Regions from separate parts of the Homo sapiens genome. Here region 1 is linked to region 2. A link is a contact called in ENCODE Hi-C or POLR2A ChIA-PET data. All regions are on one chromosome and are shown on one strand. Each heading gives the region's core, a stretch centred on a gene start or an enhancer-like site at or near the end of the contact. The rest is flanking DNA. Distances are from core to core; before and after follow the strand shown.

Region 1 (4,303 bases), core at 1,429-3,928, 250 kb before region 2:
AAGTACTGAGAGTTCCCATCTATCCCCTCCCTACCTGTTATCCTCCTATTATCAACATCTTGCAATACTGTGGTATATTGGTTACAATTAATGAGCCAATACTGATACTTTCATCAGTGTTGTGGTTTTCTTCATATAGAACTTGTAGATATTTTGGTAGATTTATATCAAAGTATGTCATTTTGTTGTTGTTGCTAATGTAAATGGCATTGTGTTTTTTATTTCAAATTCCAATTGTTCATTTCTGGTATATAGAAAGCAAATGATTTTTGTATATTAAGCTTGTATCCCGCAATATTACCATGTTATTTATTGGAATGCCACTTTTTAATATTATTAAACATTCTTATCATATGATGATCTGAAGATGTCCATAAGGTGACAAGTTGCCTTATTATAAAAGACCCTCTGCTCTTTAATTCTAAAAAGTATATTCTAGATTTGAGATTAAAATTATTTCATTCATCTGTCTTCATATAGAATATTTAGTCATCTCGGGGATTTCTACAAACAATTCATGAGTTACTTTTAATTGAATATTATCATGCTTCTCCAAACTACAATGTGTAATTAGAAACAAAGAAATTGTATTTAAGTGTTACAGATTATGAATCTGCATGGGTGAATATGCTTCTGGAAGAACTGGTAACAAAATGACTTTTTTCCATTGCTCGTGAAATACTTGTCCCGAGGCACTCTCGTGTTTTTCTGGCCACGTATATGTGACATAAGCTCCTGTTGGGAGTTTCCCACCACAGGTATGCATTTCAGGGCACATAGTGGATGGAGCAGGTCAGGGCTGCTGGACCATGGAATCAGTATGATCAGAAGGGCCCTGAAGAAGTCGCAAAAAAGTAAAAAGTTCTGGTGTCATCCCATGTAGGCCGACAACAACAAAAAAGTTATAGGTATACAGTGTATCTTTATAAAATAAGATCAGGCCAGGCGCGGTGGCTCACGCTTGTAATCCCAACACTTTGGGAGGCCAAGGTAGGCAGATCACAAGTTCAGGAGATCAAGACCATCCTGGCTAACATGGTGAAATCCTGTCTCTACAAAATACAAAAAATTAGCCAGGCATGGTGGAACGCGCCTGTAGTCCCAGCTACTCGGGAGGCTGAGGCAAGAGAATCACTTGAACCCAGGAGGCGGAGGTTGCAGTGAGCTGAGATCACGCCACTGCACTCCAGCCTGGGCGACAGAGCAAGACTCTGTCTCAGAAAATAATAATAATAATAAATAAATAAGATCAACAAAATTTGATAGGTATAAAGATCACTGTATACCTATCACTTTTTTGTTGTTGTCAACCTACATGGGATGGCCCAACACTTTTTTGTTGTTGTTGACCTACGTGGGACCACATAATTATCAAGATAGAAATAGAAAAGCTATTCAAAATGTACTTCAATGTCATATACAGTGTATATTTATCACTTTCTTAAAAGCTTGGGACAGTGTATAAAATTACTTTTGTTGATATAGTTTCAATTTTCAGAGTGTAAAAACTGTCAAACCTAGATAAGACACTCTACTTTGAATGTAAAGTAAATTTCTAAAAAGTACTTATCCTTTTTTAGGTTTAGATAATTATTTAGAGGTGTGAGAGCATGGAAAAAGATATGACAAGAACAAGACAGTTTCTTATAGTAATCTGGTTCAAGAAATAATACAAACATATATGAATGAATAAATTATCAAGGTCAAATTAATGTAGCAGAAACTGAGACTGCCAAATGGACATACAAGAGAGTCAGCCGCAAAGGATCATGAAAGTTTACATGACCACAGTTATCAATTTGGAAATAGAAAATCTATTTAAAATGTACTTAAATATCATATTAATCTTCTATACACTTCAGAGAGGTGGAGTTTCATTGTTGCTGTTGTTACTAGTGTTTTTGTTGAATAACCCATTCTTTAGGAAGCACATAATGAAATTAACTCTGACTCCCTCCTTCTTCCCACACTGTCCCACAACCTCTTCCTCTGCCAGCAAGACTTGGAAGGAAGATGATTGTTTACAAGGGAAGGTAGATTAGTTTATGTTACTCCCAGATCTTGTTACACCATGAAATCATATAGTAAACATAGCTTCTAGAATTTTAACTTCCATATGTTATATTATCAATTCAGACCCCCCAAAACTAAATTTCTTTGAATATCTAATTTTAATAGGTTAGATGCTCTCTGCCAATTTTTCTCCTTAATATACAAACCTAACATGATAATAAAAACCAATAACAAAATCAGAGGCTTCCTAGACAGTAGCCCATCTTCATTTCCAGGTTAAAGATTTTGGTTGAGACTATTTGCAAGCATATAATAATAATTCCTGTGCAAGAGAGTCTCTATTGAATGATACGTACTCTGAAGATGGTATGAAGGAAAGAGGCTCTTAGGAAGATCCAAGCTGGCTGCCAAGCTTCCATATCCACTTCAAGGTTTCCTGTAATATTAAATGCTTGGCCTTCACAGAAGATATTTCCAAAGACAACATATACATTATGTTGTATATGTTGGGATAGTCAGGGCTGGAGGCTCCCAAACTTGTATATGAAACATGACATAACAGAAAGAGCAGGCTATTTGGAGGGAGAAGGTTGGGTTCAAGCCCAAGCCCTCAATCTCATTGACACTGCAAACAGGGACATCACTTAACTTCTACGGGTCCAGTTCACAAGTCTGCCTTACCTCTCTAGATAATAGTTTTGTTTTATCAAATCAAATGATGTGAAAGTAAGAACAAAAGAAGACATTGGTAAGATATTCAAGAGGTTAAAAGAGGATGTGGTAAGTGATTACCATATTTCTCCCTCCTCTTTCTTCTCTTAGTTTTAACTGCTTAGCAAAATATTTACTGAGTGCCTGCTAAGTTTCAGCGATAAGCCCTGGAGATACAGAGGGAAAAAAAAAAATGACATGGTCCCTGACCTGAAGTAGCCAAGGAGTGACATTTACCTGACTTTACTTTTATAAGGATCACTGTGGTTACTACATTGAGCATACATGACAGGCAGATGACGATGCAAGCAGAGATACTTGGTTTATACACTACTGTATCATTTCAGGCAAAAAAAAAAAAAAGGTAGCAGCTTGTACAAGGGTGGTAGTAGCGAAAGTACTGAGGATTCAACTAAGATGAGGACCAATGACTAAGCTTTGGATTTAACACAGCAAAAAGATATTCAGTGTTCTTGAAGCACAGACAACGTTTAATGAAAACTAGGAGATCAACAGAGGGTTACTCATAACAGAATGAAAATTCCATGAGGCACATTGGAAAGAATTGGAAGGGAGGTCAACAGGAGATGGAAGCATAGGAGAGAAACAAGCACCAGGTTTAGAGAAGCTTGCTTCTGGGGCAATAGATAAACACTTGATAGTCGTGCATGCACAGAATTCTGTGCAGTTGGCCCAACAAGGGTGTGGTGCCTCGGGGTAGAATTCATCCCGAGTACGTGAGGAGACAATCCTCTGCCTCCATAGTTGCTCACTTTCATGCAAAACCAGCTGTTACCCATTTGGTTGGGGAACTGAGGTAAACATAGTGGAACTGAAGAGGATTGGAGTGGAGTAGCAGAGTCCTAGCCCTTGAATAGAATTTTTGCCAGGTAATTGATGAGAGTGTGGATGAGCACAATTATACCTATTATTTATTGGGTACATACTCTGTGTCTGCCATGCTTAATCTTCACCACAGAAAACTTAAAGATACGTGTATTAGTCCATTCTCACGCTGCTATAAAGAACTGCCCAAGACTGGGTAGTTTGTAAAGGAAAGAGGTTTAACTGACTCACAGTTCTGCAGGGCTGGGGAGGCCTCAGGAAACTTACAATCATGTCCTTCTTCACGTGGCAGCAGGAAGGAGAAGAATGAAAGTCAAGTGAAGGGGGAAGCTCCTTATAAAACCATATGATCTCGTGAGAACTTACTATCACAAGAATAGCATCAGGGGAACTGCCCCCATGATTCAATTACCTCCGACCAGGTCCCTCCCAACACACATGGGGATTATGGGAACTACAATTTAAGATGAGATTTGGGTGGGGACACAGCCAAATCATATCATGTGTTATCATCTCATTCTAAAAATGAGAAAAGTACAGCTCAGAGAAACTAAGTAATGTACCTCATCTACCCATCTTCACACAGTTAAGTGACAGCATTAGGATTTGAATCTCTCCCTCTTTCCATTTTGCTTTGAAGAGCCAAGGAAACATGTCACATTTTAGAAGATAAGGAGTTAGGATTAGGTGGAAACACAACATTGGTAACACTGGGGAGACGGGACTGAAATAG
Region 2 (3,950 bases), core at 984-3,483:
TATAGTTTTATGTATCAACAGTTGTATATTATTTTAATAAGGCAGCTTCTTCCCTTCTCTTAAGCTGATGTTAGGTGAGAATTTCTTACTTTTTCTAAAGAATTTTATTTAATAATGTTAATAATTATTGACTCAAGAAGTGTGATTTTTTGTGTCTTACACGTAATCAGTTTTTCAGTGTATCTTATAGTCTAATGGAGTGTAAGTTTCTCAAAATTCCAATTTAAGAATCAATTGATTATTCATATTTAACATGCTGCTTCAACTATTTGTGCTTTTAGAGCAAGACACTTAATATGAAAGTGAATTTATTTTTATTAAAGGCTTTTAATTTGTTTTCTATGGCCACTGTAACAAATTACCACAAACTTAGTGGTTTTGAAAAAAAAACACAAATTTATCTTACAGTTCTGGTGGTCAGAAGTCCAATGGTCTCACTGGGCTAAACTCAAAGTATTGGGAGGATTATATTCCCTTCTGGAGGTCCTAGGACTGATTCCATTTCCTTACCGGCCTCTAGAGCCTACTCAGGTTCCTTGGTCCATTCAACTCCAGCAGCTTTGGGCCAAGTCCTTCTGGTACTGCCATCTCTCTGGTTCTCCCCTTCTACCTCCCTCCTTCACATTTAAGGACTATTGTGATTACTTTGGCCTATCCTAGATAATCCAGGATGATCTCCTTATTTTAAGGTCAGGTGATTAGCAACTTTAATTCCATCTGTGACTTTCATTCCCCTTTGCCATGTAACCTAACAGATTTCAGGGATTAGGACATGGACATCTTTAGGGGGCCATTACTCTGCCAGCCACAGGTTTTCAAAAACGTAAGTGACTGTGATTGCAGGTACATGTTACCTTTGTCATAAACATGTGGTTGGGAATTTTGAAAGAATTCTCATTTTGCTAATTCCATTAATAGTCAAGCAAATTATGATTTATGTCAATCAAAATATAATTTTCTTCCTTCTTGTGATTGGAAGAAAAAAGTCCATTCAAATCACTTTTGCAGCTAAATGAAGCAAGTGATAATATTAAAATTTCCCATTATAAAAAATCTAATAAATATCTAATTTTTTGCAAACAGTAGATTGTTTACCACAGTTTCACATGGTGATACTATGGTTTTATGTGCCTTCAAAGCTAGATGAACTACTTTTAGAATTCATCAGACCTTTTGGCCTAACAAATTTTCCTTTGTTTTTGAATGTTGTTATTTGTAGCGTATCTGATAAAACTGAAATCTAGTTTCAGGAAACATGTTTGGTTATCTCGTTAAAAGCTCTTGAGGTGATAGCATGCACTTACTTACAACCCATACACTTACTAAGACATCCTGTATCTCTTGCAGCTGTGGCTCCGGAGCTGTATTTAAAGTTTAGTTAATACCTAGCCAGCAGCTATCTATTGAAATTAACAGATAGGCTAGGGCTGTTGCCTCTTTCAGGGTAGTGAGATCCTTTAGATTTCAAAGAACTTTTTCTGGGGGAATTTTTTTGATTGTTTTTGTTATCAAAGTGAGGAAAAGTTCTGTATAGCTTTTTCTTTTCATCCGTCTTCACACAGCAGAGAGTCTAAGGGGAGCAAAATCTGTGAGAGGGGCCTTTTGCAGTTTTAATAGCTTCACATCTCAGGGATGACTCCTTTAATTTAGAGTGCTAATAGCTGGCATCTAGGGGAAAATGAAAGGCCGCTTGACAATGAGAAGCTGGAAGATTGAGAGCAAACACATGGAGAGTCGTTAGAGCCAGGACTGTAAGTAAAAAGGGGATGGTAGTTACACAGAGTCTGGGGTTTGGGACCCTGAGCCTGGTTTAAAGCCTCCTTCTAATGTTGCACACTGTGATAATCACTGGTTGTCGGCCTTGCACCCTTCTGCCGTGAGTAATCCCTTTCCCTGTTTTCAATCATGTGCACTCAAATTGAAGGGTAGGTGTTCCTTTTTAACTGAGAGTTGAGTGTCCTTTTTAACTGAGAGTTGGAATCTGGGCACCTTGTGACAACCACGATTTCATCATCCATTGCTGCAAAACAGAGCATCCCAGGTTAGTGGCTTAAAGCAAAAGCAGTATGTGTTTTGCTCTTGAAGTGGCTACTTGGGTAGGACTTGGTGGAGTCGGCTTCTCCTTGCTCTGCTCAGTGGCTGCTGAGGTTCAAAGGCGGATGACTGCAATCATGAAGACTCTCGTCGACATGTTTTCCAGTTAGTGCTGGCTCTCAGCCAGTCTGTTGGCTGCAACGCCTTCATGTGGCCAAGGCTTCCTTAACAGTAAAGCTGCGCACTGGGGAAGGTGGGTGGGGGGATAACACCAGGCAGAAGCTGTGTCACCCTTGGAAGTGATGCCATGTGATTTCCCCCATATTCTGTTCATCCAGGTGATTATAAAGACAGGCTCATTAATTCAAAAGGAGGGGACATATCCCCCACCCCTTGATGGGAGAGTGGAAACATTCTGGAAGAGCACATGTGACTGGAGATACTGTAGTGAACATTTCTGGAAAACAGCATCAGCTACAGTTCATCTTCAAACTGGAGGAATCCGTAACGTTTTGTTTTTCTGGAACTAGTTCTGGTGCCAAATTCTGTATCAGTTGGGGTGTGAAAAGAGAAACAGAATGAGGGGAAAGGTGCCGAATATGGGACTTAAAAGGACTTGACCTCCTATGATGGTAGGAACTAGTTAAGCACATTATATATGGCTGTTGCTTCTATATATTTGGCGCCAGAGCTGAAATCACCAGGGCTAGCAGTCGGGAAGGAAGGATGAGAGTGGAGCGCAGGAGAGGAAGGCCACACTGGATGTACAAGGGCACATGCCAGTCCACATAGACCCTCACTGATCATAAGCCTCTAACTTCAGAGAGGCCAGGGAACTGTGGGAGAAGCTGGCACCCTTCCCTGAGCAAGACGCGTCATGGCCTATGAATAAAATAAGCAGATGAAGGCAATCCCGTGGACCAGCCGCTTCCCTGTGCCAGCGAGGAGAGCAGGCACATAGGCGACAGTGTGTGTGAGCTGCACCTTCCCAGTGTGAGATGCATGCGGCAGGTGCTTCACTACTGCCCCGAGTCCCGCCAGGGTGGCTCTTATAACCCAAAAATGATGGCATGCTGCAGGGAAGACAGTTCTGAAAATGTAGACATGTAGTTGAGATAGTTCAAATCCACCACCAAGTCTTTCCTTGCCTCTTCTCTGCCATTTCACTTGCAGCTCTACCTGCTTGCTGTCCTCCCCACCCGAGGATCTTATAGAGGATTATAGACCTCTGTTGGTTCCTGTTCTTTCCTTGATTTTCCCATTTCTGTCTGAAGCACTGCTCCTGGGACCCACCCTTGTAGTGGAGAGGACAGTGCTGTCACATGAATGGACGTCTCCACATGAGGAAGGCTCATCTGCCCTAGAATACCACCTGCCTGGATTCACTGCTTATGAATTCTGCACGACTCTGAGAACCTGCAAGATTATTTGTGGCCTCTTCTTGCTTTTTCATATGGTACTTGACTCAGTTACTGCTGTCTGTTGTGGTTGAGGCCACTCTGCTCCCTGGATTTGGGATCTTGACTGCCTGTCTATAATGCCATAGACCAGTCAGGCTGGGGCCAGGGCTTTGTGGCCTCAGGGATTTGTGATTGAGAGTTTAGGAAAGAGAAAACATAATATGAGGAAAAGGAGGATTCTGATTTTGTACATGATGGAAATATGTGAATAATTGGGACACCAGGGACTTGTCCAGATAGTAAAGTTTAGAGCAAAGTTATGAGCAAGAATGATAGCAATAGTTTGTATGCAGAATATGAATGAATAATATAAAGGCTGGGAGTAAGTTAGAGGCAAGATTGGCAGGCAGTAACTGGGAGGACACGGTGCTGGAGAACACCCGATAAGCAGGAATGTAGTTAATTCAGACAGAGGTTCACGAACCAGAAGGCACTGATACTGGAGAGAAGAATGGG

Evidence for each region. A loop is a pair of places that touch in the nucleus more often than their neighbours do. ChIA-PET counts read pairs that join two places held with the same protein, here RNA polymerase II (POLR2A). Pooled maps may share reads with other maps.
Region 1: a map of CD4-positive, alpha-beta memory T cell shows a loop between it and region 2 (11-fold over the local background). The contact joins the promoter of LINC00402 here to the enhancer-like site in region 2. A Hi-C loop is called at or near these places in 2 of 168 maps with a recorded cell type or tissue (CD4-positive, alpha-beta memory T cell and naive thymus-derived CD4-positive, alpha-beta T cell) and 8 of 50 pooled maps. POLR2A ChIA-PET finds 5 or more read pairs at or near these places in 1 of 52 experiments (activated CD4-positive, alpha-beta T cell).

Annotation. Positions count from the first base shown.
Region 1 is chr13:74,229,819-74,234,121 of GRCh38, reverse strand. It overlaps LINC00402 (long intergenic non-protein coding RNA 402), which reads right to left and starts at 2,678. Exons shown (of 2, transcript NR_144451.1): 1 at 2,370-2,678. It also overlaps a transcript of KLF12 not described here.
Region 2 is chr13:73,983,379-73,987,328 of GRCh38, reverse strand. The region is part of intron 2 of KLF12 (KLF transcription factor 12); the gene reads left to right. Among named protein-coding and RNA genes, the nearest start is that of KLF12, 150 kb to the left of the region's middle. Within about 2 kb of position 2,233, at least 3 of the 41 ENCODE cell types and tissues checked have a DNase peak (open chromatin) inside an H3K27ac peak, as active enhancers do.